6 separate regions of the Mus musculus genome follow, and regions 1, 2, 3, 4 and 6 are each linked to region 5. The links are chromatin loops, found by intact Hi-C in ENCODE. Cell type or tissue: heart. All regions are shown on one strand.

What was found. A loop is a pair of places that touch in the nucleus more often than their neighbours do. Peaks named below come from ENCODE experiments on the same cell type or tissue, not always from the same donor. Only the 100,000 strongest peaks of a DNase experiment are listed, where the experiment ranks them.
Region 1: it touches region 5 in a loop (2.3-fold over the local background); 2 of 42 quality-filtered maps call a loop at or near these places.
Region 2: a loop joins it to region 5, with 2.2 times the contacts of the local background. A loop is called at or near these places in 2 of 42 quality-filtered maps.
Region 3: it touches region 5 in a loop (3.0-fold over the local background); 3 of 42 quality-filtered maps call a loop at or near these places.
Region 4: a loop joins it to region 5, with 2.2 times the contacts of the local background. A loop is called at or near these places in 14 of 42 quality-filtered maps.
Region 6: it touches region 5 in a loop (12-fold over the local background); 4 of 42 quality-filtered maps call a loop at or near these places.

Annotation. Positions count from the first base shown.
Region 1 is chr1:93,448,135-93,453,134 of GRCm38, reverse strand. It overlaps a transcript of Hdlbp not described here. Among named protein-coding and RNA genes, the nearest start is that of Hdlbp, 4.9 kb to the right of the region's middle. In heart, CTCF peaks have their summits at 1,413 and 2,850; no DNase peak of the experiment used is centred here.
Region 2 is chr1:93,508,945-93,513,944 of GRCm38, reverse strand. Septin2 (septin 2) reads right to left here. Exons shown (of 13, transcript NM_010891.2): 13 at 4,212-5,000. It overlaps Farp2 (FERM, RhoGEF and pleckstrin domain protein 2), which reads right to left and starts at 1,841. Exons shown (of 27, transcript NM_145519.2): 1 at 1,761-1,841. In heart, no CTCF peak of the experiment used is centred here; DNase peaks (open chromatin) are centred at 524 and 1,914; H3K4me3 peaks cover 2,083 bases; H3K27ac peaks cover 1,690 bases.
Region 3 is chr1:93,341,336-93,346,335 of GRCm38, reverse strand. Pask (PAS domain containing serine/threonine kinase) reads left to right here and starts at 3,548. Exons shown (of 18, transcript NM_080850.2): 1 at 3,548-3,810. Ppp1r7 (protein phosphatase 1, regulatory subunit 7) reads right to left here and starts at 2,708. Exons shown (of 10, transcript NM_023200.3): 1 at 2,625-2,708; 2 at 49-180. The coding sequence starts at 2,676. It overlaps Mir6902 (microRNA 6902), which reads right to left and starts at 244; the gene lies at 181-244. In heart, a CTCF peak has its summit at 2,609; DNase peaks (open chromatin) are centred at 2,735 and 3,475; H3K4me3 peaks cover 3,303 bases; H3K27ac peaks cover 1,816 bases.
Region 4 is chr1:93,799,005-93,804,004 of GRCm38, reverse strand. Dtymk (deoxythymidylate kinase) reads left to right here and starts at 2,071. Exons shown (of 5, transcript NM_001105667.1): 1 at 2,071-2,307; 2 at 3,095-3,203. The coding sequence starts at 2,178. Ing5 (inhibitor of growth family, member 5) reads right to left here and starts at 40. Exons shown (of 8, transcript NM_025454.2): 1 at 1-40. The coding sequence starts at 2. In heart, a CTCF peak has its summit at 2,086 (motif pointing right); DNase peaks (open chromatin) are centred at 114 and 2,064; H3K4me3 peaks cover 3,232 bases; H3K27ac peaks cover 2,877 bases.
Region 5 is chr1:93,752,381-93,757,380 of GRCm38, reverse strand. It overlaps Thap4 (THAP domain containing 4), which reads left to right and starts at 2,543. Exons shown (of 6, transcript NM_025920.3): 1 at 2,543-2,924. The coding sequence starts at 2,848. It overlaps Atg4b (autophagy related 4B, cysteine peptidase), which reads right to left and starts at 2,476. Exons shown (of 13, transcript NM_174874.4): 1 at 2,327-2,476. The coding sequence starts at 2,336. In heart, no CTCF peak of the experiment used is centred here; DNase peaks (open chromatin) are centred at 2,430 and 3,370; H3K4me3 peaks cover 2,735 bases; H3K27ac peaks cover 2,194 bases.
Region 6 is chr1:93,475,741-93,480,740 of GRCm38, reverse strand. Septin2 (septin 2) reads right to left here and starts at 1,748. Exons shown (of 13, transcript NM_010891.2): 1 at 1,673-1,748. It also overlaps a transcript of Hdlbp not described here. In heart, a CTCF peak has its summit at 2,205; DNase peaks (open chromatin) are centred at 1,740 and 2,310; H3K4me3 peaks cover 3,734 bases; H3K27ac peaks cover 3,081 bases.

The DNA of each region.
Region 1 (5,000 bases), 300 kb after region 5:
TTTGTTTCTTATAGTCCAGTGGTGTTTCTAGTGAGAGTATTAAAGTAGTAACTTGGAGGGAAAGCTCTCCTTCACAGCCATTTCACTTCTCCTCCCCTTTGCCAAACTACTATGAATTATTGAGGTTGGGTTGCTGTGGACTTCATGTCATGTAAAGCCAGAGATTCTGTGAATGAAGCCTGCTGGGCAAGGGGAGGCAGAGGCAAGCCGACCATCTCTGTGAGATTGAGGGTAGTCTGCTCTACAGAGTGAGTTCCAGGACAGCCAGGGTTGTCATAGGTCAACATAGTTGACCCCGTCTTGAAGAAGAAAAAAATGAAAGAACAGAAAAAGAAGCCTAAGGAACCACGCAAGTCAGGTGATCTTCATGGGTTAAGATGCCGGGAAATGATTTATAAAATCACTTTCGAGGCCTGTTTGTTGCGGGGGGGGGGGGGGGTAGGAATAGGTAGACCATATACTGCCAGGTTACTCCTGAGTATGGTGCTATTGATTAACAGAACTTAGCTGCCGCTGCTCTCCATGTTCTCCAAGCAGCTCTTTATTGTTTTCCCAAAGTGCACAGGTTCATGTGCTGGTTTTGGTGTTTTGTGATGCTAGGAATTGAACTTACTTGCTGGCACAGAAGCCAGTTCTACCATTTTTCCTTTTTCAAGTGGGTGTTTCTACTTTGAAGGTAAAGGGCACCACATTTGTGAGCCCTTTGGGTGAGCAGCATATAAATACATAACTGCTTCTCATGTGCTGCCCTCTCAACATCATTGCTTTGTCTTGTACCATGAAGCTCTCCCCTCCCCTCCCCTCCGCTGCCCTTCCCTTTTCCTTCCTTTCTTTTCTTTCTTTCTCTTTCTTCCTTTCTTTCTTTCTTTTCTTTCTTTCTTTCTTTTTTTCTTTCTTTCTTTCTTTCTTTCTTTCTGTCTCTATATGACTTAGTGGCCATCCAATAAGATACTAGACATATACAACCTTTTTTAAACACGGAGTTAATTGTCTTTTTCTGTTCAGTGGCACTGGGTATAAAGTTGTTGAGGTCCTCTTACAAGACTGTAGTCAAGGCTTTGATGTCTGCCACTTACTGAATGTTGGGTAAAGTGCTGAGACCTCGGTCCTCCTGCTTGAAATAGGTCTGCTGATTAAGTTCCACCTACTTTCTTAGGTAAATCAGACTTAGGTATATAGCTTCTAGAATTTTCCATGCCTTTTTAAAAAGTAGATCCAGAACTTAAGAAACTTAAGAGCAAATAAAAATCGTATTATTTGAGATTTTAAAGATAGTTTTCCCTTATTAACATTTTAAAAGCTGAATTTGTTTATAATAAACAATGTTTAGAAATATTTCATTCTTGCTTCATTATTTGTACTATTTTTACATGTAGTTACATAAACAATCAACTAGGAGAGTAAGCCCAGTGGAGTCTTCCTGAACTACAACATCCCTGATGGGAGACATAACTCAGGGCAACCAGAAAGCAGACTGTTAGCAGGATCTGACACTATCTGACTTTTCACTGGGTTGGAGGTTTGGTCGATTAGGTCTAAGAATGGTCTGCTTCGTTTCTGTAGAAATCTGTTCACTTATTTTTTTTTCTACTTGGTTAAACCATTTAGAAGTGTGTGTGTGTGTGTGTGTGTGTGTGTGTGTGTGTGTGTGTGTGTGTGTATAGTTTATTTACCTGACATACATCCTTTTTTAAAGTGTATTTGTTAGCTGTATGTATATGTGCTGATTATTTTAATATTCATTAAATTAGTATAGAGTTTCACTAAATACTAAATATATTCATTTAGTGGACTACGTTCCACTAAATTTATTGCTAGCATTCTAAACAGCAAAATACTACTCTAGGATAAGTTCTTATAGTTAACATCACAACTTACAGAAATCCACCTATTCACCTAGATTTACAAATGTGACAGGTAAAAGTTCAGTTCGTGATAACTTAACCAAGGTGTCCTGAATTATAGCTGAGCAAGATTCTAAACTAAGGAATTATGGCAGCACATTTGATGTTCTTCATATAGTCTGCTCATTTTGTTTAGTGAATCCTGAACTAAAAAATAAATAGACATTACCAAGAAATACATGCCCCCTAAGAAATAAGCCAGGATACCAGACATTGAAGTTGATATCCTTTCTATCACTTCCTAAAGAGAAACTGACATAATTAGGGGAAGAAAAACAAGCCATAATAGCTGAGATGCCTCAGTGGATACAAATACTTGGTGAAACAGGACCCTGCCTCAACAAGGAATAAGGTGAGAACAAAGTCCTTTAAGTTGTCCTCTGACTTCCTCATGTATCATGTGGTATATGTATGCCCAAAATCACATATAAACGCATGCCCTCAATAAAGTAAATTACTCCTTTTGTTTCAAGACAGGGTTTCTCTTTGTAGCCCTAGCTGTCCTGGAACTCACTCTGTAGAGCAGGCTGGCCTCAAACTCAGAGAGATCCTCCTGCCTCTACCTCCCCAACACTAAGATTGAAGGCATGCACTGCCACCACCATCAGCAGGCATAAAATATTTTTCTTTTTTTAAAATATTTTTTATTATTACGTATTTTCCTCAATTACATTTAGAATGCTATCCCAAAAGTCCCCCATACCCTCCCCCCCCACTTCCCTACCCACCCATTCCCATTTTTTTGGCCCTGGCGTTCCCCGGTACTGGGGCATATAAAGTTTGCGTGTCCAATGGGCCTCTCTTTCCAGTGATGGCGGACTAGGCCATCTTTTGATACATATGCAGCTAGAGTCAAGAGCCCCAGGGTACTGGTTCATAATGTTGTTGCACCTATAGGGTTGCAGATCTCTTTAGCTCTTTGGGTACTTTCTCTAGCTCCTCCATTGGGGGCGCTGTGCTCCATCCAATAGCTGACTGTGAGCATCTACTTAAGTGTTTGCTAGGCCCCAGCACAAGAGACAGCTCTATATCAGGGTCCTTTCAGCAAAATCTTGCTAGTGTATGCAATGGTATCATCATTTGGAGGCTAATTATGGGATGGATCTCTGGATATGGCAGTCTCTAGATGGTCCATCCTTTTGTTTCAGCTCCAAACTTTGTCTCTGTAACTCCTTCCATGGGTGATAGTTTCCAATTCTAAGAAGGGGCAAAGTGTCCACACTTTGGTCTTCGTTCTTCTTCAGTTTCATGTGTTTTGCAAATAAAATTTTTAATTAAGCAAAAAAGCTAGCAAGATGTCTCAATATGGGTAAAGGTGTTTGCCCCAGTTCTAATGACCTGAGTTCTTTTAGACTCTGGAACTGATACAATGGAAAGAGAACTCACTCCCAAAAATTGCCCTCTGACTGCCATTGCAAGCTGTGGCATACATGCATCCCACCACACACATAAGAAGACTTTGGGTTACGCTGGGCGTGGTAGCGCACGCCTTTGATCCCAGCACTAGCACTCAGGAGGCAGAGGCAAGCAGATTTCTAAGTTCGACCCCAGCCTGGTCTACAAAGTGAGTTCCAGGACAGCCAGGGCTATACAGAGAAACCCTGTCTCGGGGGGGGGGGGGGGGGGGGGGGGGCGGGGGGGGGCGGGGAGAGAGAAAGACAATGTAAAAGAAACCGTGGACTAAAGAGAGCTACTTGTTTTCCACCCTGAACTTGGACTGTTTTAAGCTGCTGAACTATATGTATAATAATAAACATCTGTGAAGGAAAAGTCAATTTTGATATATTCATTATTAGAATATTGTTGTAGGTTTACTTAAGCATAATCATAGATGGGGTTTATATTAATAAAAGTATAATCTGGGCCATGTATATTTACAGATCTGGTCACCAGTCACAGTATGAGTGATCTAACAGTACCATTCCTTGTCGCTAACTAGTTGTAGCATGTCTGTTGTAGGTCAATTTAAATTGTTCTGTTGATTTTTAGGTAGACAGTGTCACCATTCAGGAGACAGTGGGTCCTGGGAGAATGGAGCCCATAAGTGAGGCTGACTAAACTCTCATGCAATAGCCAACTTTATTCAGAGCATCAGACATTTTTACACTGAGGATTAAGAGTCACATGAATAAAGTGTACAATCACAAGGACAAGCTGAACATGGCAAAAACGTGTTTTTCCATAGAAGCATATAAAAGATAGCTTAAGCATTTAATTCAATAACATCAGCAAGCAATAATGAATAATCTGAGGTAAACTTATTCCACTACACCTTGGAGGAACACAAAAACACATTTCCAAGAACAATTCTGCATTTTGAAGAAACTGAGGAAACAAGACTCTTTTTTAAGTTATTTTGGTGGGCCAGGAATCAAACCTAGGAGCTGCCACGTGTTAGGCAAGCAATTTTCCACCAAGCTACATAGTCAGATCTCAAATTCCAGTCCATGATTCTTAACCATCTTTCTGTTGTTCATTCTTATGTTTGTTTTATTTAATGTCATGTTTGTGGGTTATTTCTTTATTTCATGCTTTTAATTATATCATTTCAGGTTCTTGTGTCTAATCCTATACAATTTAATTTTTTTATTTTTTTTTTCAATTGCAGTTTTACAAATTTTTATGGCATTAGGGAGCAAAGCCAGGGTTTATGAATGTTAATCATATGCTCTAACCACTGTGCCACACACTTAGTCTGTGGGGTTTAAGTTTATTTTTATGTGTATGTGTGTCTTGCCTGCATTTATGTCTGCTTATCACATGGTGCCTAGGGAAACCAAAAAAGAACACCAGATACCCTGGATCTGGAGTTATAAACAGTTGTGAGCTTACATGTGGGTGCTGGGGATCAAGATGGGGTCCTTGACAAGAACAGCAAAGGCTTTTAACCACTAAGCCATCTCTCTACCCTCTTTTTAGAAAGAGGGGTGTGTCTGCACTGTGTGTGTGTGTGTGTGTGTGTGTGTGTGTGTGTGCTCTACAGAAGTTTATATGGATGCCCAGTTTGTTACATGGGTGCTAGGATCCAAATTCCAGTTCTCCTAATTGTTAAGTAAGTTCTCTTAACTGCTGAGCCGTGTTTTCATCCCTCTTGCA
Region 2 (5,000 bases), 240 kb after region 5:
TCTCTGCTTAGGCAATGCTCCTCCCTGGACCCTACCCCTTTTCAAGTGGGATAACTCTGTGGAATCACCAAGTCTCTAGCTCTTCTTACAAATACCCAGGGCTAGCCTGCGCTGCCACTGACTCAGGTCGCCCTTTCACTTGTCAGTAACAGTTAATGAAGTACTTACTGGATGCAGGGCATCTTAGCGGCTTTGAAAAACTGATTCTTAGTCATGGCAACAAGCGTCTGAGGTAAATACATTCTAAACCCACTCTATGGATGAGGAACCTGAGGCGGGGCAAATGAGAGATACACCTGAGTCCTCTCTGTAAAGGAATCTGTAGGAAGGAACCTAACTCGATAATCACCATCTCTACAATGTGGCAGGGCAAGGACACCGGAGAAGCAGAGGTTTACATGGTTGCGGTATCCCAGAGAGTCATCCACAACCCCACCGGGCAAGGTCTTCCCGTGCTTTATTTAAAACGGGGCTATGCATAGGAAGCCATGGCGCACCCCTGTGCTCCACCTACACTCAGCCCTCAGGTGGCTGACAAAGGAGGATGACGGGTTGGAGGCCAGCCCGGGCTATGGAAACTGTCTCAACAAAAAACGGTGGGGGACAGGGATATATGAAAACTTTAGAACTGACAACGAAACAGCCACAAAGCGCTTCACAAATGCCTTCCCACGTCCCGAAACTCACAAAACTTTTATTTGGCCTACAAGTAAAGGTTACTTCATACCTCCCCATTTCAAATGACCTTTCCATCTTGCTAACACTGTGAGAATCTGTGCTGCTGATCATAATGCCGTCTCCACAAGACCGACTCTAATTCGGTGCTACCCACTAATTACCAAATATTTTCACAGTGGCCCAGTCAAAAACACCTCATGGAAACAGAACAAAGCTAGGGAGAAAGGCCACCCCTTTAAAGATTCTGTCCGGAATCTTAAGGCTCTCCATTCTTTCTCAGCACGGTGTATCGACATTATTTCCTTCACGAATGCCTTGTTTTCATTTCAATTTTTCATCACCATTACTGGGACATGAAAGAGTTTAAGAAATCACTGCCACGTGTGTAAATGGCAAAGGTGCTTATAATCTCGGATGAGTAAAAGGCAGTGGGCCAGTACTGTTTCTAGATCTTAGCAGAGTAAGAATATCCGAGTCTCAGTTCTGAAGGAAAGGCCGAGAAGAAAAAAGAATGCCCTTCTGGGCTTTCATTTGTGGCTCCGGGTGCTGCTTCCCAAGGTGCTTTGTAGAGCACTGGCCTGGGGGTGGGGGCGGTCTTCAGCAGGACATTCTTGTGGCCCTTAACCCATCACGGGACACTCAGTGTCCACGAGAGATGCTGAGACTCTGATCACCCCCCTTCCTCGACAGCTGGTCTCCACGTGTGCTGTTCCTGTCCTCAGTACTCTGCTGACAGCCTGGCTCCTTGGAACTCTGCAGCTCTCAGCCCTCCCCAGACTGCCCATCTACAAAAGCAACTCTCCAGCCAGTCCTCAGCGGACATCCAGACTGGACCCGAGACTCTCCCTCCCTTCGCCCTCCACCGACAGGCCGTCCACAGACGTGTGTTGTCAAACGCGGACTCTGGCGCGCCTCACGAAGGCCTCAGAGCCGGGCGTGGACTTTCTCTGGTGGACGGCCAGCCTCAGGCCTGGTCCGGCTCGGGTTCCGCTGAGGTCCGGCCAACGAAGGAAGCCCATGCCCAACCCAGCGCCCCTGCGCGGCTCGCTCCCCTCCCCCGCCCACGGCCGCCGCGTCCTCACCGTGCCACACCGGCCTGCGCCGCCGCCAGCCAGGCCTCCTCCACGTCCTGCGCCCGCGCCGCCCGATCCCGACAGCTAGCTGCTTCCCCGCCCCCGCCGCGCGTCCGCCGCAGCCCCGCCCCCCCGCGGACGCACCACCGATTGGCCTGCGGGCGGGTCCTCCCGACCGGCGCCTGCGAGCGCAGCACCTAGCTCTGATTGGTGATCACATGGGACAGGGCGGGGCGAGGGAGCCCCATAAAGTCAGAAGCAAAGCTGTGCAGCTTCTCCGCGGGTGCAACAGGGCTTCGGCGGGCTGTGCGTGTCCTCGGCCCTGGGAGGGGCTTTAGGACCTGAGGACTCTGTGCTGGGTGGGACTTAGGAAACCCGCGAGTTCTCCGTCTTAGTCTTCGCTTTGACAAGGCGACGGGAGGATTCTATCTTGGACGCAGCTTTGGAACAACGGGAGGACTACCCCAGACCTGGACTCTGGAATGCGGGTGGCCCTGGGCGGGACTTTTGGCACAGGGGCGGGTCTCAGCCTACAGCCTGGCTTTGGCAAGCAGGGCAGCCCCGATTCTGGGTGGGGCCTTGGACTTCAAGCTCGCGGGACTATTCTGGCATTCAGGCCTCCCTGACTACTAGGCTCTTTCCTACCTTCCATCCGTGGTGCCCAACCAGGGAATAGTGGAACCGTGGTCTTTAGGCACCAGCTGTTCCTAAAGGGACGCTTTTGAGGTGCAGGCTACGCTAAGAGTCCTCGAAGCCCTCGCGGTTCCTTTCTGGATTTGAGGCTTTCTGGAAATGAAAAATGGTGAGACTGGATTCTGGTCCTTCCACTTCAGACTTGCAGCAAACTCACTTTCTTCTTCCATTGGTTAAGCGAATGGGCCTGCAGGGAGCCAGCCCTTTGAACCAGTCTAGGCTAAATAAATCCACACAGGCCCCCAAGCGATTCATATAGAACTCTAGCCTTTGGCAATAAGTCCTTAAGATAAGCAGGGAGGGCCTCAGCCCACTGGAGGGTGGGTGGGTGGGGGGGCTCTCTGCTTCTCCAAGGCAACCTAGAAGCTCAGGCTGACTGGGTCTGCAATTTTAGTAGGCTTCCCAACTTCCTCCACCACCTTGGCTATCCCTTATTTGTAACCAGCCACTGCCATAGCCACTGACTGTGATGTCCATCATTAAGAAAAGGAACTGGGCCGGGTGGTGTCGCACGCCTTTAATCCCAGCACTTGGGAGGCAGAGGCAGGCGGATTTCTGAGTTGGAGGCCAGCCTGGTCTACAAAGTGAGTTCCAGGACAGCCAGGGCTATACAGAGAAACCCTGTCTTGAAAAACCAAAAAAAAAAAAAAAAAGAAAAGGAGCTGGACTGGACAAGGCAAGAATGAGGTTTGACATGAGCAACCTAGTGATTTAGAGAGCAGGAGCCTCATTTCCTAGTGTCAGTACGCTGCTTAGAGAGCAAGAGGATGAGAAAGACTCCGATAGTACTGGGTGGTCAATCCAGGGGTCATGCTGACAAACCGGAGTGAGGCCAGGCCGAAGAGATTGATCATCCACCCAGATTAGGATAAAGTTTGGGGTTATGTGGCTCTGCTCCCTTTATGAGTCCTGAGATCAAACTCAGGTTTGATCACGTTATGAGGCAAGTACTCTTAGCCACTAAGGCATCTCACCAGAGCAAATTCAGATTTTTAAAGTCACTTTCCTGGGCTGGGGAGATGATTTAGCTGTTAAGGGCTGCTCTTCCACAACACACAAATCCAGTTCCTGGCACCCACATGGCTGCTCACAACGGTCTCTAAGTCCAGTTCCAGGGGACCTGACACCCTCCTCTTCTAGCCTCCTTGGGTGACAGGCATACACATGGTACAAAGACATGCAGGCAGGCAAAATACTCATACACATACAATAAAAAGGTAGAAAAACGTAAAAATCTGAGCATGGTGGTATACATCTTTAATCTCAGCACTCCAGAGGCAAAGAGAGAGATAGTAGATTTCTTTGAGTTGGAGACCAACCTGATTTACATAAAGAGTTCCAGGTTAGCCAGGCTACAAAAGTGAGTCTGCCTCAAACACAAAAAAAACTCCAACCAATACATAAACAAACATTTTAAAAATTAAGACTGTTTTCCTAATTCATCTCTCTTCTTACAAATATGGAGAATTAGAAATATATTTGGATCACTTTTACTTCCCACTATGTTTAACAGTTGTTGCTTCATTTTCTAATTAGTAAATTTACCTATGAAGTCTTACTGTCCATTTTATCAAGTAGTCTGCAGACAATCTGATAACCTGTACAGCTATAGGATTTCTTTTGGAGTATCTGGGTTATCTCTGATGAAAATATACGCAGCACGCCTGCTATTAATACAAGTAACATCTTGCTCTGATATACAGTTGTAATAGGGGTCTTGAATCTTCACAATGGCCCGCATACTTTACTCAAAAAGAGGACTACTCATTTAATATCTAAACAATAGTGCTTTATTGAAAAAGGTTAATTTAAATGGATACAAAGTTGAAGTGTGAAATGTTTTCAAAATACATTTCTACAAGTACAAGTTACTTCTTAGTGAAAGAGCAAGTATCTGTTAGCAAAAGCAGTAAAACTGAAGGGGGTTAGAATTGTGGCTGCAAGACCTCACAATCCACACTGCCAATATTAGATGTCAGCTGACCCGAAGTAGCACCTTAACTCAAAAACATGGGACTCACACCGAATACTTGGGAATTCTTTCATTTTTTTGTTTTTAAATTTTTCTCCAACAAACTTAATGTCAAAATAAGCCAAACAAAGGACTGCATGGGTACTCTAAAGTCATTGACGCTTTTCTTGATAGGAACTTCACACAATGAACTTCCCTGATCACTCACAGTGATGCAATGTGAAGAGGCAAAGCGAGCAAATGTATTTTTCCTCATTAAATTTATAAACAACCATGCTTAAGCTTCATCTTATTAGTACTACTGAGTTTTGGACTGAATTAAACGTAAATCCCTGCCTCATCATCAATCAAGTCCTTCCTCCTGCAGCAAATGAAAGCACACAGTTAGCACCTGCTTTGCTTCTCCACACCACTGCCTCCTTCACCTGCCCCTTCCCTTCTAAGGTCACTGCCTGACATTAGAAGACAGGGTAGAAGAGGGAAGTGCCAGAATATAAACCAGGCAGGACTCTGCTTGCCTGCTTGGGGCACAGATCTGAAAAGCCTTTCGTTCATGGTGTGAAGACATTTATACTACACACACT
Region 3 (5,000 bases), 410 kb after region 5:
AACACACTTGCCCCATTGGGTGAGTTCAAGGTTAACTAAACCTAGTACCTTCTGGGTCTTCTGCACCCCGATCTACTCCATCCTTCAGGCTCTGCTCGCTGAGGTTTGCCACGATGCCGCCGCCACCATGCTTCTTCCCTTCCTCATCACCTGATTCTTCAGATTCAACCCGCCTGTCAACTGAACCCACACATCACATGGTGACAATTCACATCTACTTCATGTGACAATGTGAGGAACACAGAGGAGATTAACAACAGGTGTAAGTCAGCAAGACTCTTTTTCTAAAGCTGAATTCAGTTTATGAACATTTGAATGTCTTCTACATCCAATAGTATTTAAGATACAGAGACAGTAACTGGGAGGCCACATGGAGACAATTAACATGCCATCCTTCCCCTCTGAGAACTTGTAAAGAGTTGACAAGTGTCAACTGAAATCTGGATCATCTACAATGGGAAACACTAATGACACCAGATACAGAAGTACCTTCCAAGAGGCTCTCACATCTGATGTGATGACCCTTCTCACATCTCACTGTGACCCTTCTGCCACATACCTTCATTGATGTCTCACTATCCATTTGGCCAAGATAAATGGTTAAATTTTCAGGCCCACATTCCAAAAGAAATCAAGACTAGCTAAGATGAGACTGTGGGCAGAGTGAATGAAAACAAGAATGTCTCAAAAAATGGCAGAAGCCCCAGGTAAACTGCTGGTGTTAAATAACCACAGGATAGAGTTAATCATGCAAAGTTTTTTGGAGTAAATAAAACAGATTTTGAGTTATGAACAAAGCAACAATGAAACATGGCTCTGGCAAATGATCTTCCTTTCTAAACCTCAATATTCCCCTCTGTAGACCAGAGTTAGTAGAGTACCTTCTCCTGTCAGGACCAAATAAGAAAGGACACAAGAGTAGCTCATGTGTATGACACGGAGAAGAATGTATGAGTTACCAAGAGGCACTTTACAGTCTGTGATCTAGAGTTAGGAAAACTAGGTTCTGTGTTACAGTCTCTGTATCTCCCCCTGTGCCTCTATCCTCAGGGCAGTAGAGAGGTTCCAGAGCCTGCGACACTGTGCAAGAATGTGACTACAAGGCTCTAGGTAGAATAGGCTAGCAAAAGGCAATGAAATCTATCAAGACGAGGAAGGTTTGAGTTAAGGCATTAGCAGTGATAGAGAAGGTGGCAAAACATGCTCAGCCTGGTCTACACAGGCCAGCCACGGAAATGGCAAGAACCTGTCTTAAAAGACAAAAGAAAGGCATTACAACGACAAATCCAACCCAACCCAAACCAAGCCACACAAAAACGCCACAAAAAAAAAAAAAAAAAAAAAAAAAAAAAAAAAAACTCCAAAAAGACATAGGCCATAGAAACCTAAGTGTCAGCTGGTAATGACATGTGTGGGGGTGGACGAGAGAAACAGCTTGGCTTGTGTATTTGCCCTTTAGTGAGGAAGGAGGGGAGAGGTGTATTGGAGGAGGAAAGAGGGGGCTAGGAAGAAACATTTCCTCCTTAAGAAAGATTCAAAGGTTAGAAACAAAAGACCTCTAGCACGACTCCTTCAAGTCTCTCTAAGAGCGTTCCTTGTTGGCTCTTCTCAACCCCCATTGCATGACTGCTAATTTAGGTCACCTTTCCATACTCCTTTGCTTCTGACTGGTTTTCCTTTCTCCAGAATGATACTGGTCCTCCCCACTGGACCCCAGTCTGGATGACATCTAGTGAGTTTTCAGGGCCCATCTCAGGGCAGCCCCACTGCTCTCAAACTCACTGGTCTTTTCTTCCACATCTCTGCCCCTTGCTCTGCAACCTTCTTCCCTAGTACTCCTCCCAGAAAAGTGAGTGACCTTCCAAAAGTGAATAATCCTCACCAAAATAGTGGAGTCTTTCAAAGACATTTAAGATTTGCCTAATGCTACAATGGGTAGGGTTAAGTACATGTACATATGTACAAGTCTGTTCGTATACACTAACACACATATATGCACGCATGTAATGACCATGTATCTACACAACTGTATACAAAAGCATGCACACGTGTAACATATATGTATGTTACATATGTATATGACATAATCCAACACAAGGAAAAAAAGGAAGAAAGTTGAATATAGACTAGACTGCATGCCTAGAAAACAAGACAACGCCTTGTAAACTCAATTTCCGGAGCTCCTTTTTATCCATCTCTCTGCCACAACCCATTCGCTTCAAAGCAGACTTTTCCATTCATGCCGCGTGAACAAACTGGACTTCGTAGATTCCCCACGCCTGAAGCCTCAGTTTCCCAGTGAGCTGACGGAGGACGGTTCCCTGCCCCCTCGCCTGTCAACTTCGGAGCTTTAAGACTAGGTTCCTATAGCCACGGCTTCCTTGCCAATCTCCCTGGGCGGGCTCGCGCCACGTTTTTCCCCAGGGTCTTGTCTTTCTGGCCGCTACCGCCCTCGGGACGGGACTCCCGGGCTCCGAGCCTCCCTGGCTGTCCAGCCATATTGGCAGCTGTCAGAGCTCTGTGGCTGTGGCCGGAGGCTGGAGGCCGAATTCCGATCCCGCAAGAGGCCGTGACCGCCCAGCCCGAAGCTCGCCGCTCCCCGGTCACCCACAGGGGCCGCTCACCCTCCATCATCTCCTGCGACTGTTGCTGCCCCGCGCCGCGCTCTGCCGCCATATTGGCTGCTCTTTCCCTTTCCGGAATCTGTCGCCTTAGGCCATGGGCCAATCAGGATTCCAGGTCCAATAGGCCAGCCAATGGAACAAAGTATAGAAGCGCGAGCTGACAATGCTTGCGCGGGCGCAGTGTTTCATGGGGATTGTAGTTCCCACAGGCTCCGGCTCCACCTGGGTTAGGGGTTTGATGAATGAGTAGAGTCTAGGCGAGCACGAAGAAAGCAGACATCCCGGAAAGTCTTTAGGCAGCATGGGAGACACTTCAAGCTTGCGGATTCGCTCAAGTCACTATGCCAACTTCGGAGGCGTAGAGGTACTGCGGACAGGAGAGTTCTACAGGCCACAGGTGAAGCCGACTAGACTTGCACCCCCGACTTCGGGAGCCTCACTTCACGGTGAGCCGGTAGGCGAGGGAAACCAGTTTATTCTGCGCCTGCGTGCTGATACACTGGTGCCACAGGCCACCTTTAGGGGATGCTTGGAGAAGGCGGGAGGGGCCGCGGTCCGGTCCTGGGGCTCACGTTTGCGGCCTCCAGCCCACGGCGAGCCACTGTGTCGTCCGCTTCTCACTGTCCTCGCCTTGGAAAGGTGGCCGTCGTAAGAAGGGCTGCACGTCGCTCACCGTCCTCGGTTCTCCCGTAAGAGTAAACTGCAGTCACTTGGAGTGGGGCGTGGAGGGGGGGGAAAGGCGCGAAGAAATCGGGTCTTTTGGCTCCTCCGAGGCTCTGTAGTGGGTGTCCGGTGCGTCCCTAGCAACTGTTTGCGCGCGCTCAGCTGCTTGCTTTCACTGAGGTCCGCCCATCAGGGTGTCTGGTTGGTTCTTGGTCCCTTGTTATGCTGCCTAAGTCGTTCTGCGATTGGTCGGTGGGCCAGAAGCGCGCGGATCTTCACGTTGTGAATCCGACTGAGACTTGCGCCAGCCTGGGGTGAGACACCAGCCTTCGAAAAACCTCCGGGTGGCGGCGAGTGTTAGTTACGCATTGTCGTGGAGTGGCTCTGGCCCTTTCCTCGCGCGCCCGCACTCCCTCCGCCCAGCCCCGGCCCCAGAGTGGTGGCGGGTTCTGGCCGTTTGACCCGCGCTCAAGAGCCGCCAGCGCCCGAAAGCCTCTGATTGAACTGGAAGCTTTGCTTTAAGGTTAGACTAGCGGGCCAGTGAGCTCTGGGGAGTCACTTATCTTCACCCCCTAATTTCGGGATTACAGTTATGTGTAGCCACGTCTGGCTTTTTATGTGGTTAAAGATTTAAACGCAAGTCCTCATGCTTGCATAGAAAAAAACTTTTAACAAAGGGAGCCGCCCAGTTCCTGTAATTACTTTTAAGATAAAAATTTGTAGCATTAACAATTTAGTTTGAAGAATGGTATTTTTTATATAAATTAAGATCTCATATCAATATATTCTGAGGTCATACAAGGTCTAAAAAAACAGTAAGGTTTTGTGACTTTGGCAGTGTATTTAGAAGCCATAATTACATGTCCTAACTTTGTCAATAGGTTGGTTTTAAAAGTAGAAAAACCACGGTATGATCGTATCATTGTTTGCTGTAACAGTAATTAGTGCATTTAGATACCTAGAGAAGATGCCTGTACATCTTTCACATTAAAACACTCTACTTGAAAACTGCTATCTAACACCTACTCATCTTTATTTTGTTTGAGTCTGGTGGTGTCACATATAGCCTTGAACACTGTCGCTACTCATCTCTTATTTCATAATGAGTTGTTGCTTTTTAGGATCACATACTGAGTGCATGTGCCTGTGTATGTAATATGCAGAATAGTGAAGGCAAATAGTCATACTTTATCAGTCAGTGGTGGAAGGTTTGCCCAATAGGTGACTAGCTCTGGGTTTAATACCCACCTTCACACAAAAATACCAATTGTCAGGCTGATGGTGTCTTCCTCTCTTCCCAGCACTTCCAACGACTCTGGAGACCTTGCCTCAAAAACAAAACAAAACAAAAAACAAAACAAACCCCAAAAGGAAACAAAGCCCTACAGTTTGGGCCCAGCATTATGGCTCAGTGGGTAAAGGCACTTGCTGCCAAGGTCTGACAATTTTGGACCCACATGGGTAGAAAGAGAGAAGTGACTCCTGAAAGTTGTTTTCTGTCATCCATGGTTGTGCTTTCTCTCTTTCTCTTTCTCTCTCTCTCTCACACACACACTCCCACAATGTAATAAAAATGCATGAAAAAGTCATGCATTATAATGAAAATAAAATGAGGTTGTAAGATGGCTCAGCAGTTAAAAGCTGTTGCAGTTTTATAGAAGACCTGGGTTCTGTTCCTAGCACCTACATGGTGGTGTCTGTAACTTCCGTTTC
Region 4 (5,000 bases), 47 kb before region 5:
ATCTTCGCCTCGGCCACGCTCGGGGTCTGCGCGAGCGGGCGGTGCCGCGGACTCGGGGCGGGGCGGCGCCGCGCGCTCACTATTCATGAGCCGCGTGCTCCGATTGGCCGGAAAGTGGGCGGGGCAACTCAGGGGCCACCCCTAGGCTTCCGGCCGGCTGTGGTCGCCAGGCGGCGCTGTGGGGCTTGCCCTGAGGGAACGCGGATGGGCGATGTGCTCGGTTCGCAGTTTGCAATGTGGAAGCTCTGTCTCTGGCCCAGCCGGATTCCAAGCCCTGGCAGGGGACTCCGCTTGCACGTGTGCTGGCGCCAAACCTGCCAGCCGACACCTGCCGCTCTTCCCGCGTTGTTCAGACACCCGCTGCCTGTGGTTTCTCCTGGCTGACGGGGCCTCCCGGAAGGAGACCCCCTCACAGGCATCGGTTAACTTCCATGCTCTTTGTGGCTGTCTGGTCCCGAGGGGGGCGTGCCCACGCTGGACCTCGGTTGCTTTGACTCGCACTTCGTGAAGAAGCCACGCACCCCTCGATGCCTGCAAAAATACATTTTACATTCCTACGGCAACTCTGTTACAGTTAATGAAACAATATAACTAAAATCCAGGGTTTACCAGAGTCCACTCTTGGTGGGCTCTAATATTTCTGAGAAGTATTAAGTATCCCCCTTATAGCATCCTGAAGAATATTTTTCACTGCCTTTAATTCTTTTGGTCTATTACAATAGCGCGCGCACACACACACACGCATACTTGTAACCAATAAACGTTTTAGAGTCTCTGTAGTATTGCTTTGCTAACATGCCATGTAGTTGCATTTTACAGTACACAGTCTTTTCAGACTGGCTGCATTTATCATTATACAGTTCAGGTTCCTCCATGTCCTAGTAAGTAACTGATAATTCACTTTTTACTTCAAAATTATTTCACTGTGTAATTACCAGTTTATCAGTTTGCGTGTTGGAGGACATCTTAGCTGCTTCCATATTTAGGCAAATGTGGCTAGAGCTGATACAATCATTTGTGTGCAGACATAGTTTCCAACCCATTTGGGTAAATATTGACTTCATGTTAAAAGTAGAGTGCTTTCTTGAGAAACAGCCAAGCTATCTTCCACACCGTTTTTGCCTTCTCCTCTGCACTGACAGTCTCCTTCGCTCCACGTCCTCACCAGCATGATGAAGGGTTAGAATTGTAGATTTGGGCTATTCTCGAAGAGGTGAAATTATCTTAATTCATGATTCCTAACAATATGTTTGTGTTGCACATTTTTACATATGTGTCTGGCATCTGTGTCACTTCTTTGGGTGTTAGTTCAAATGTTTGCATAAACCTTGATCTACCTCCCAAATGTTGGGTTTATAGGCTATGTCACTCACTATATCCAATTTATTCTGTGCTGGGTATGGAATCTTTGTTCATTAGGCAAAACATAACCCAGCCCAGCCTTTGACTGCGGATCCTTTTTTCTCTTCCTCTAGAGTACTGTTGTTTGGGTTTTTGAGCCTGGGTCTCACAATGTATCCCTGGCTGGCCTGAAACTATGTAAGTGGCCTCAGACTCACAGAGATTTGCCCGCCTCCTGCTCATGTATTTTCCCTGACTTTATTTTGTCTGTAAAAACACTGCTAGGGGGAAAGGAATTTAAAAGGGGGGGGGGTGGTTTCAATTCTGCCCACGCTGCAAATAAACCCATTTCCTTCCACCAACTTACACTAAAACGACAAGGAAAATTCCTGAGCGGTTCGAAAATGCTGCAGAAAGTACATCTTGGGGGTCGATGTTCCTATCCTTAACTCCTTTCAGAGCCTGATCATCACATGGCTCCTGTACGCGCGCAGGTGTGTGTGTGATAAGAAACTTTTAGAACCCTTCAGTAGCGCGCTTAGGGGCATAAAAATTTGATTCCGTTACAGGTCTCGAACTTCCACGTGACCAGAGCCTGCGCAACCACAGTCCTTAAGATTGGTGCTCTTCGGGAGCGGCGAACGGAAGTTCCGCGAGTTGGCGCTCGCTAAACTGCAGACTCCCGGGCCTAGATTACGTCACGTCCGGAAGCTGTTCCCCGCAGGCCACAGAATTCGTTTTCCAACCGGAAGAGGGCAGGGCTTCCGTGCACGCCGGGCTTCTGCTGCATCTAACATTGGCGGGAACCTGGCAAGTTGACCGGTGCTGTGCGGGCGATGGCGTCGCGTCGGGGAGCGCTCATCGTGCTGGAGGGTGTGGACCGTGCTGGCAAGACCACGCAGGGCCTCAAGCTGGTGACCGCGCTGTGCGCCTCGGGCCACAGAGCGGAGCTGCTGCGTTTCCCCGGTGCGCGGGTGGGCCTGGAGAATTCCCTCACTCTCTCTTTGGGTTGTAGTCTTAGTATCTTTAAAAGCTTTTAGAACATCTATTTATTTATTATTGTGCATGCGTGTGCTGGCTAGTCTATGTCAGTTTGACTCAAGCTACCTCAATTGAGAAAACTGGCCCCACCAGATTGGCCAGCAGACAAGCCTGGAAGACATTTTCTTCATTGGTCATTGATTTGGGAGGGCCCGGCTGGTGGAGATGGCTTAGTTAATAAAATACAGGCTGAAATGAGAGCCTGGGTTTAGTTTCCCAGGTTAAAAAAAAAAAAAACCTAGTACGGTTGCTTATCCAACCGCTGGAGAGGTGAGACGGACTCGTTCCTGGGACTTGTGAGCCAGCCAGTTCAGCCAAAACTGAGCTTCAGGTAGAAGCTCCTCTCTGAAAACACAAGGTGGAAAAGTACTGAAAAGGGAACATAAGGTTGACTTTTGGCCTTGCGCCCTGTACACTGGACACCAACCCCTGATCCTACAAATTAAGTAGGTTGGGAATTGGAACAACCACTTTGCAGGATATTTTAATTTTCAAACCAACCAGTCAAAAGTCTTACAAGTACTTTTGAAATCAAGACTTGCACGTACATTACTTCCTTTTCTCGGGGAGACTTCTTTGGCTTCAGAGATGGTCCAAAGCTGTCTGGAGGTTGAAAGTTAGGTGTAGGTGCAAGGAGAGAACTTAAGTGCAAACCCCTGTAGACTTCAGGTGAAGAGTCTGACTTCAGTCGAGTGTATCTTTGTCTTTCTAGAAAGATCAACGGAAATCGGCAAGCTTCTGAATTCCTACTTGGAAAAGAAAACGGAACTAGAGGATCACTCCGTGCACCTGCTCTTCTCTGCAAACCGCTGGGAACAAGTGTAAAGACCTGCGTCGTTGCTCCCCGGTTGTAACATGCACACTTTTGTGTGTGGCAAGGGTGCGAGCACCTGTGTGTGGCATGTGTGCAAACACCCGCACGTCGAGACCAGAGGCCAGCTTGGGAGGTTTCCTCTACCCTACCATTCGACGCCGTATTTGAGATAAAAAAATCGACGTATTTGAGATAAAAAATCGTCGTATTTGAGATAAAAAATCGCCGTATTTGAGATAAAACATCGTCGTATTTGACCATCGTATTTAACCACATCCGGCTTGTTTTGTTTTATTAAAAGGTTTTTTTTTTGATTTGGTTTTTGGTTTTGTTTTTTTGATACTAGGTTTCCCTACATAACAGTCCTGACTATCCTGGAACTTGCCTTATAGACCAGGCTGGCCTCATAAAAAATATGTATTCGTTTTTGTGTAATATAAATGGCTACCTGTATGTGCACCTCATGCATACCTGCTGCCCAAGGAAGACAACTCCTGTAACTAGAGTTACTGAGAGTTGTAAGCTGTCATGTGAGTTCTGGGAACCAAACCTGGGTCCTTGGCAAGAGCAGTAAGTGCTTTTAACTGCTGAGGCAAGGTTTGTTTTGTTTTGTTTGTTTTTGTTTTTTCGAGACAGGGTTTCTCTGTATAGCCCTGGCTGTCCTAGAACTCACTTTGTAGACCAGGCTGACTTTGAACTCAGAAATCTGCCTGCCTCTGCCTGGGATTAAAGGCGTGCACCACCACACCCGGCTTGTTTTGTTTTATTAAAAGTTTTTTTTTTTTTTTTTTGGTTTGGTTTGGTTTTTGGTTTTGTTTTTTTTTTGATACTAGGTTTCCCTACATAACAGCCCTGACTATCCTGGAACTTGCCTTATAGACCAGGCTGGCCTCATGCCTAGCTGAGATAATTTTGGGATACACTGGCCTTTGTGCTTCTGGGTCCTGTCTGTCTCCCTAAATGTCTTTCTTCCTGCTGGCTTATATCTGGGTTCTGGGGTACTAGAAATCCAAACCCCAGTCTTCCTGTTATATGGCAAACAGTTTATCCATAGAGCCACATCTCCAGCCCCCAGCCTTTTGTTTTTTGTCTTTGTTTTTAAGATACTTGGTCCCCTCTGTAGCTCAGAGTGTCCTCTAAGTAACGATAACCCTTCCTTCTCAGCCTTTTAAGTGCTAGCTATTTTCATTTTCTTCTCTTTTTTTCCTAGATGAAGTTTCTCAGTGTAGCCTTGGCTGTCCTGGAACTCACTCTGTAGACCAGTCTGGCCTTGAACTCACAGACATCCTACCTGCCACTGCCTCCTGAGTGCTGGGATTAAAGGCATGTGCCACCACCACCCAGCTAAGTTAGCTGGTGTTGTGTTGTTGTATTGTTGCATTTGCAGAGAATATACTTTGTATGTCTGTCCTTTGTCAGATATGCTTTTTTTTTTTTTTTTTATTGTCTGGATTGCTTTTCTTTCTTTTTGTTTCTTACACTTATTTATTACACATACAGCTTCTGGCCTACAGGCCAGAAGAGGGTGCCAGATCCCATTACAGATAATTGTGAGCCATCGTGTAGGTGCTGGGAATTGAACTCAGGACCTCTGCAAGAGCAGGCAATGCTCTTAACCTCTGAGCCATCTCTGCAGCCCTCAGCTATGCCTTTTATACATCCTGTCTCCCGTTCTATGGCTTGTCTCTTACATGGCACAGCTACATTTTCCAAGGCTGTCAGTTCTCGAATTACTTTGATTTTTGGTGTTATCAAACCCAAGGGCATCCAGGTTCTCTCTCCTTCATTCTCACTTTCCTTTAAG
Region 5 (5,000 bases):
ACTGGGTGTGGGAGGAGGGAGGTAGCACATGACTTTAATCTCAGCACTCTGGGGCAGGGCAAGCAGATCTCTGAGTTCAAGGCCAGCCTGACCTACAGAGTGAGTTCTAAGACAGCCAGAGCTGCACAGAAACCCATCTCCAAAACCAACCAACAGTGTAGGCACATGTCTGCATGTGGGCATGTGAGTGTGGTGCCCTAGGCACTGGGTCCCCTGGACTAGAGTCCCGGGGATTATGGGCTACCTAACATAGGTACTAGGAACTGAACTGGTCTTCTAGAAGACCAGTAAGTTAGTTCTCTAACCACTGAACCATCTCTCCAGTCCTCCAGCTCACTGAACTCCTGGGGCATGAACCTCCATGCCACTTTGTTTTTGGTTTAGTTTTTGGTTTAGTCTCGACAAGAATGTACTTTCACAGAGCATGGGGTAGGTGTACTTAAGATGGGATGGAGGGGAGTAGGGGAAGGGGAAAATAATGAATTATCCAAAAAAACCTTTAAATATGCTTCCAAAGTGAGATTTGTTTTTGTCCATCCTGCTACAGTTCCAGTCACCTATAACCTAGCCCACATCACTCTCCCATATAAGCACCATCCAGGCCTATATACTTCTGGTCTCCTGTAGAGAATGTCAGGGGCCTCAGACAGCATTTCTTTTCCTTTGTCCATTTTTCTAGTCCAATGTCTAGATTGAAACTCCTGATACCCAATAACAAATGTAGTTTATAAAAAGATCAAGGTAGGTAGGGCAGGATGGCTCACACTTTTTAAGTCCAGCACTTCAAGGCCAGCCTGATCTACATCCTGAGTTCTAGTACAGTGAGGGTTTTGTGGAGAGATACTGCTGAGAGAGAAAGAGAGAGAAAACACACAAACACAGCACACACAATTATAAGAATAACCAGAAGCAACATTACAAGGGTGGTGGGAGATCAGAAGGTAGATCATAAAATGCCACCCAGAATTATATCAGGAGAAAAATTGCACCATCATACTGTATTTAAAAAAAAGTGTTTTATCACCATTAACACAAGTCTTCAAACACAGATGTCTTTTGAGTTTGATCTCACAGCAGCATTAAACACCCACTTAATTTCAGCATTGGGGATGTACAAGCAAGCAGATATATTTCTGTGAGTCTTGGGTCAGCATGGTCTACATATTAGACAAGACTAAACAGTGAGGCCTTGTCTTTAAAAAAAAAAGTGGGGGAGAGGATAATTAAGTAATTCAATGTATTATCCCATTCCACACCTCCAAGAGGCACTGTGGTGTGACAGCTTCAGTTATTCATTCTAAAAAAAAAAAAAAAATGAATTATCTTAAAAAAATATACACCTGGCTCATGCATCTTGGGGAGTCAACGTTCCTGCTTCCTCCAGCTACGGATGCCATAAACTGCTGAAATGTGTATTAACTGTAGGCATTACTCCCAAGTAAGAGCCGACTACTTCTCTAACACAGCTGTCAGAAGAAAACCATCAAAAGCAACGCCATTCAAGAAAAGTACAATGAAATCAGGTAGCAGGACTCCTTCACAAAGGAGTGGATTCTTGAAGGCAGGTCGCTCTTAAATTAAAAAAAGGAAAAAAGAAAAAGAAAACCAAAAAAAAAAAAAAAAACCCGCTAACGCTGCTGAGGGAATGAGAGAACCTCTGTTGGGGGTGGGGTGGGGTGGAATGGGGTGGGGTGGGTATTTTTAGGGCTATTAGCAAACAACTTATTTGATAGATTTGCATCTCCAAGACTTCTGGCCAACATAAACAAAGAACCGCACTCTCCAGCTTCAGAAGCAAGAGTCAGTTAAAAACAAACAAACAAACAAACAAACAAAACCCACCCACACTTAACCCAGTATTAGGACCTCAAGAAGTCAAAGTAGCATGTGACTGATCCGCTGTCAGAACAGGAGCGGGGCTCACCTACACAGGTTATTGAACTTCAAAGACAAAAGATGTGCATGTTGTGGTAGCTGGACCAGCGGCCAACAACTTGACAGAAGTTAAAGAGGTCGGCTCTTCAATGGACACCGCAAGGCCCACCCTCGCGGCGCACCGGTCCTCTCCGGGCACCAGGGTGCCCGCGTCCTGATGCGTCCCTCAGACTCCCTGCCCTCACGCCCGCAGCCGCGAGCCCACAGGCTGGGACGCTCCCCGAGGGCCGCGGCCGAGCGCCGGAGGCCGAGGCGCTGACGAGTGGCCCCGCGAACCCGGTACTGAGCGCTGCGGGGAGGCGCGGCCCGCCCAGCCCAACACACCGGCCTCCGCCCCAGCGGGCGGCCACGGGAGCCCGCCCGCGACAGGGCAGGCGTCCGCCCTCCTTACCTGCGTCCATCTTCCCTGTCCGGCTGCCGACTGACCGTGCCGTCGCTCCGACGGACTACTGCGCGACACGGCGACGGGAAGCCGCGGCAGCCAAGCGCGGCGCAGCGGAAGCGCGGGCGTCGCCATCTCGCCGTACGGCGGTGGGCACGCGGGGGGTGGGGCCTCGGCGCGTGTGGTTCCTAACCGGACGCGGCCGCCCCGCCCCCGGCCCGCGCCGCCGCTTCGGAACACCCGGGAGCCGGCCCGAGCTGCGCTCCTCCGGCGCCGCCATCTTTCCGTACAGACAGCCACCCGCGCATGTCTCGGTACGGACTCACCGCCCGCTGCGGCCGCGACGCCGGCGCCGTGGCCGGGCAGTCCGAGCGCAGCGTGGTGCGGGCGGCAGCGCGCAGCCATCTTGCCGTACGGCTCGGCCGCGGCCCACGTCCCGAGCTGTGTCGCCGCGCTCCCTCGGGGCGGGTCGGGCCAGCGGGCGGGCGGCAAGGATCGGAGCCTGGCGGCGCTCACGACCGAGGCCCGCAATGGTGATCTGCTGCGCGGCCGTGAACTGTTCCAACAGGCAGGGCAAGGGCGAGAAACGCGCTGTCTCCTTCCACAGGTACGCGGCCCGCCTCCGGGTCCGCCACGCCCCCGCCCTGGCCGGGGCCCGCGGGGAAACTGAGGCCGCGCGGCGGGCCGAGCTCCGGGGACCGGGAGTGGGGGGCCGGCTAACCGAGGGTAACTGTGGGAGGTGGACGGGTCGTGGAGCTTTATGACCTTGGCTTGGACCGCCGGCTTTGGGGACCAGCACGGCCATGCCTCGGGCAGAGCGGCCGGAGGCCCCCTCCGCCACCTCCACCAACGGGCGTCGCACTGATTTGGGCTGGCCCTGCCAATTTCAGGAGTATTCTGCAAGGGCGCCTTCTCAGGTTAATCCTGATCTTTGCTTTCGGGCAGTTCTCCACTCTTGCCTCGGCGGGGCAAGCCCGCCCGGAGGTGTGTGGCAGGAGTGCGGCCCGGCGCACGCAGCTCTACTTCCTGCATCCATAGCCCTCATCGCCTTCCTATGGGGTCCTGCGGCCCAGGCACTGGCACCGATCACCTCCCGCATCCTGCACTCTGGCAGAGGCCCGGGGGATGACCGTGGAAAGGGCTTTCCAGGGGGTTCTCGGTGGCCCTTGTGCGGGCCGCGCCTTCCAAAGGCTTTCGAGACTCCCTCAGTTGGTCCTCTCCTGTGATTTCCAACAGGAGTGAACAGCGAGCGAAGGGACTCTGCCTTGGAAGTCACTTCGCACATCCTGCCACCTCTTAGTACTTGGTGTTAAAATTTAAAGATGGGAATGGCACGTATCTGTTGAAAGTTCACAGGGTTACATTAAGTCTCCAGTCCTTAAGACCTGGTTCAAAACAAAACCTAGTAACGTTAAACAATCTTACAAGTCAACCAGAATGTTTCCGTAACAATTTCACATAGAACATGCCCCAGAAGTTTTGTTAACAGTTGAAAATGAGGCAGTGTTGCAAGGACTGATGTTGGCTTCCCCATGTTCTAACATGGTATATGGGTAGACAGTGCCCAAATTGGGGCGGGGAAACTCCAGAAATCTAGCTCACTAAACACTGATAAAGGTTATAAGATCACATTGCTTACAACGTCCAGATCCATCCTATTAAGGCCAGTCTTGGTCCACAGCAGGTTCCTCGAGACTGGAAAAGCTCAGGTGGAGCTCTGAGCACCTGAGAAAGCCTACCATGTGTAGTCAGTTTGGTCTCACAAATCTTGCCTTAAGTGACCATTAAATAGCTTCATTAGATGAGGGAAGAAATTACTAAGCATGTTATTGAACATCTAATTTTTTTTTCCCAGTTTTCCTCTTACGACGTAAAATACTACATAAAATTTACCATTTTTGTCTTTGGGGTGTTTTGGTGTGTGTGCACAGGCACGTGTCTGTGTGTGTGTTTTGAGACAATGTCTCATTGAATTGCCTTGTTGGCCTACATCGCATTGTTTTAGTCTGCTGGTCTTGTAGACGTCCTTCCTCTGCCTCCCAAGCTCGGGAAATACTGGCATGAGCCACCAAGAACAACTGGGTTTTTTGTTTGTTTGTTCTGGTCTTTTCAGAAATCTGCCTGCCTCTGCCTTCCAAGTGCTGGAATTAAAGGGGTGGGCCACCACCACCTGGCCTTGGATTGTTTGTTTGTTTTCTTTTGAGTCAGTGTCCCTTTCCATAGCCCTGATTGTTCTGGAACTCATTTGTAGACAGGCTGGACTTGAACTCTCCTGCCTTTGCCTCCCAACTGCTAGGATTAAAGGTTTACACTACCACCCTAACCTATGACTGACACATTCAGCATAACTTCCCAAAGGTTTACCCAGGCTCCTAAAGGAGGTTTTGCTGCCTACTAAGAGAAATACCTAGGCGAGACATACAAAGTACTCCTACCAGGGAGCCATGCTCCCTGCTCTTTTTTCTGTTCTGTTCTTTTCTTTTCTTTTTTGGTTTTTTTTTTTTTTTTTTTTTGGTTTTTCGAGACAGGGTTTCTCTGTATGGCCCTGGCTGTCCTGGAACTCACTTTGTAGACCAGGCTGGCCTCGAACTCAGAGATCCACCTGCCTTTGCCTCCCAAGTGCTGGGATTAAAGGCGTGCGCCACCACGCCCGGCTCTGTTCTTTTCTTTTGTTTGTCTTGCT
Region 6 (5,000 bases), 280 kb after region 5:
TTTTATCCAAAGAGCCTAGACTCTCTTGCCATTTAGATTTCTTAGATTTGAAGACTGTACAAGCACATTATGCAAGACAACACTCTTAATGGAGCTTGGAGCAGCAAGCCACAAACAAAGGGAGCTTAATTACATTCACGATTGATAATAGAGGGAGGCCCCACCTCCTTTCCCTAGGCTACCCAGCAAACCCAGAAGGAGAAGCTCTTGTTCTTTACTGACCTCTGGTGCTCTGTAAAGGGGGGGGGGGGGGGGACACTAGGTGGAAAAATGATAAAAAAGGATCAGGACAACTTTTAAAACTAAAAAAATCATCCCCAAAATTAGATATAGCAGCACACACTGACAGTTTGAATGCTGGGTATTGCAAAGAATTCCTGAATGGCAACTACCAGAAAAGCCATTGAAAATAAGGAGTCTCAAATTAGAAGCATCATGAAGAAACAGCCTTTATGACCTCTTCAAAACTCCTGTTTTTCCTTATGTTAACAAGACGGATTTTAAAAATGTATCTAAGATACTAAAACAATTTTCACTACTAAGGAAAAAAAAAAAAAAACAAAAAACCTAAGTTTTTTTTCTAGACAGGGTTTCTCTGTATAGCCCTGGCTGTCCTGGAACTCACTTTGTAGACCAGTCTGGCCTCGAACTCAGAAATCCATCTGCCTCTGCCTCCCAAGTGCTGGGATTAAAGGCGTGCGCCACCACGCCCGGTTGAAAACCTAAAACTTAAATCCCTTGATAGACAGTAGGGACCCCAATATTTGACGCCAGAGAAACACTTAAACCGTCTAAAGGATATCGAATCCAGTGAGAGTCCTAACTAATAACAAGCAGCGAACAGGAACTACACAACAGATAAACATTAGACAGAGAATGTTCGAGATTAACTGCGCTCCAGACACGAGGAGTAAACTGGGTTAAAACCAGCCATAGAGACCACAACGGTCTGAACTAGAAGTTCTATGTGTTGAAAGTCTGGAAACGTAGTACAGGACAAGGCAAGGCGCCACTAACAAATGAGGCCGGAAGATACAAAAGGGCCAGGCGTGGTCTGGGCCTGCGGTCCGCTTCAGAGTTAGACTTCATGGCTTCTCAGTCAAAGGCCTCCACTCCATGCTCCCTTTCCCGTGTCACTTACAGGGCTGCAGCCCTTTGTCTAGCGTCGCACTACCTCGGGGAAGGCCACAGCAGACAAACCACTCCATAACGCTCCTGTCACTGCCTTAAATTGGGGAACTTCATTAACATCCCAGGGTGACTAGTCCTTTTCATCCCTAGGACGAAATGGCACCGTTACGTGGGAAGATGGCCCCGCAAGTGCTTCGTAGATGTGAACCTAACGCCCGACTCTCCACCACATAGTATTTGGACTGTGCGCCATAACTTCACTGGGCCCAGCCACGCCCGCCCCAATGCCCTGGACCTGGCCAGCAGGATCACCCAGATGGGGGCCGCCCGTCCAGTTGTCCTCGAAGGGACGACGCCAGCCAGGCATCCATCGCTGGAGCCCCGGACTAAGGGTGCGGCCGCCCCTCCCCCACGCGCTCACTTCCGTACCCGTTATCACCGCCTAGGCGGCCCGGGCGAGGGCAGAACTCTAGCCCTTTCTCAGGACAGCCAGCTCAACTCGAGCCCGCGCGACAGTGGGTACACATTGCCACACACTTACCCGCTCACACGCCGGAGAACGCTCGTCAGGCGAGAGCACGGACCTGCCCCGCCCAGTAGAGCGCGCGCGAACAGATGGCGTCATCGCGCCGTCCCGCCCCTTGCCAACTCCTTCCTGGGCCCCGAGTAGTCCCCTCCTCCGCGGTTGCATGCAGAGCGCAAGCGTGGACGCGATCCTGCCGTCCGCCTCTGCGCAGGCGCTGTGCCCCTCCCACGGCGGTTGGCCATATAGAGGCTGGGGGCGGGGGGAGGTCAAGCGTAGCCTCTTCTCCTTTACCAAGATGGCGTCTTGTTCCTGTTTCGCCACAGTTCCTACCTTATGAGCTTGGATTCCTCACGCTAATAAAAGAGGAGCAGGTAACGAGATTCTCCGCTTTATGGGAAACTAGAGTTGTGGGAAGGATATTTACTAAGGAGGAATAAGGTGTCCATTGAGAGCGAGAGACGACCGGGGGCGGGCAGGTGGCAGCGTGAGTGCGGAGCAGTGAAGGGGAGGGAGCCCTTTGCCTCTATCCTTTCCTCCTGGAAGATGGCGGCAGCACCGAGCTAGGAACACCGAGCCGGGATAGGCGGGCGCTTGTGACTTGCCGGCGGGCATCTCTAGCCGCCTCTGCGGCCGTCTCTATGGCGGGCTGTCGTCCCGGGATTGGCTACGTGCTGGTCACGTGGGTCTCCCCCCCCCCATGCACACCATAGAGTGGTGCCTGTCCCTGGGGACGTGGCCTTCCTGTGTGGTCGTGAGCCCATGCCCCGCGGGGGAGGGCGGAGCCGGCACGGCCCCCTACCCTCTTTCAGACTGGGGCGGGCGGAGAGATCTGCGGCATGCCCTGCTCTCTGCGACCGGCTTGAAGCTGGCTGGGAAGGTGCAGTACTGGGCTGCGGCCTGGCTCGGGTTGTCCTTCCCTTCAATCGCAGGAGGTCCCCTGGCTGGTCAGCGATCGTAAACTCCTACCTTAGGCCTTTCACCAAGGCCTTTCTATAGGAAAACACCCTAGAGTACCTCCCCAGAGAAGAAACAGCAATCGCGCAACCCTAGTGGGTGATATGCACAGTGTCGGTATTCCGAACTGTTCTGACACATGCCTTGTTGTGAGGGAGTGGTTTTTTTGTGCGTTATTACTTTGAGTAAAGTATCCCAGTGCTCGAGGCTACACTGCATATCCTGTCTGAATTAGAAGATTGGAGGGTCGACTGGGCATGTGTTTGCATACGATATAACTGAACCAAAGGAGACTGTCTTGGGTTTTATTATCTTTACAGACAAGGATAAAGCATGGGGAAAATTGGAGGGTTATAATCTTCACTTACAACTTGGCTCGCCCTTCAGCTTTGGGTTTTGCTAGTCACCTTAAGCTCTCAAACAATGACTTCACATATTTGTTGGTGTCCATTTAAAGAGCCACTTTCTTAGTAACTTTCTGAAGCCCAGTTAAACCAGTCACAAAATTTTGTTTGAAGCTAGTAGTAGCTACAAGCTAAATTTCTATTATGGAATCGGGTGTGAATAGGAAAACACTGGGTGAAACCTATTGCTTAAGCTTACGTTTTGAAGATTTAAAGTACCCATAGGCTAAATTTGTTAATTATGTTAGCTATGGGGATACTTAAAAGCAGTCATTTAATGTAGCTCTAAAAGGGGCTTTGGGCTTTTGTTTTGTTTTTAAGTGAATTACTACTTATGGATTCAAAACAACTCTTAACCTATTATGACATCTTTAAACTTAGAGATAATGGAGCATATCTTTTCCAGTCTCAGAAATAGTATTTTTGAAAACCAGTTAAGTAATTTCCAATGGCACCCAAGCTTTGTTGGTAGCGTTGGTTAGAGGCCTGCACTGCTTAGACACTTACTTCATCTTGAGAATACCCGAAAGAGGCAGACAGGTCAGAATAGACAGGGACACACACAAGCAGATCCTTATTTTTTTCCTCTCTCTCTTGTGGGCAGGCCCACTTCTCAGTGGCCAAATAGGCTTTCAAGTACATTTCTTTTAGTTTTATTTTGACCTTCTAAATGTCTAATATCAGCCTAATAACCTCATTTCTTTAACATTAAAGAGCCGAGTGCCACACATGTTAGGGATTCTGGGGGTGCAGAGATAGAAAAACATCATTTTTCCCTTTTTTCTAGCTCTTTATGATTTCCTGTAGAAGATAACACTTGCGAAAGAAAGCTTATTTTGCAGGCTAATTTGTACCATAATGAGAGTATATAAAAGAAATAGAAAATAGACTATGATTACTTACTGCAAAGCCCATAGTGGAAATATGTAAAAGAGATAGGAAGTAGACTATGATTACTTGTTGAAAATCCTTCATAAAGAATGTGATTGTAAATCAGTAATCCAGCGCTTTGTATTGTGGAGTAATCAGCACTGTGTATTGAAAGATCAGGAGGTCAGTGTCAGCTCTTCTACATAGTGAGTTCAAGGTCTGCTTGACCTACAGGATACCCTGTCTCCCCGCTCCTCCCCCAAAAATATAATGGTCCTGAAACTGGAGTTTAAAGAATGATTACAGAGTATTTCCAGGTAGAGTTGGCAGGAAGGAGTGTTGTAAACAGAAAGAGTAGGGAAGGGAAGGTATAATATTATAGCCAATGGCATACAGCAAAAGGTTGAGAATTGGACAAACATATGGTTAACTTCTTGAATGGTAGAGGGCTTAGCTGAGATTGTATGAAGATGTCTTAATGGTGTATATTCAGTACCTTCTCAGTCTGACAGGTTGGACAGGATTATGACCATTGAGATGACCTATGATACTTTGTAAGATAGATTCTTCATTGCCAATATATGTATTTAGACAAATCTCACATAAAATAAAAAGCAACCTTTGAAAAGAAACAGCTACACACCAGAAATGGTAGAAGGTATGTGTCTATAATTCCAACACTTGGGAGGCTAATCAGGTAGATGTAGAGATTCAAGGCCAGCCTGGGCTACAGAGTATAACTATGCCTCCTAATACTTAACTTGATTCTAGAAGCTCTGTTAGCTCTGATGAACAGAAAGAGATGCAACACTCTTGATGAGTCGTGGCCACACTTAGTTCTTGTCCCAGGTTCTTTGAGACAGCGAAGGTGCTATGGCACTGGCATGGTCTGGTCTCTGTTGGCTTGGTTCCTATATCTCTCTCTTTCTTCATGGCTCTTGTGCTTTTTAGTGATAGCCTGTTGCATGATTCATAATAGACTGCAGTTGGATCTCCTTTCTGTGGCTCACACTGATCAGCTTACAGATAGCAAATTTAGCAAATGTTTGGAACCATTTCTATTGTATTGAGAAACTCCAAGTGGGCTGACAAACAGTGATTATCGGCCTTCTAAA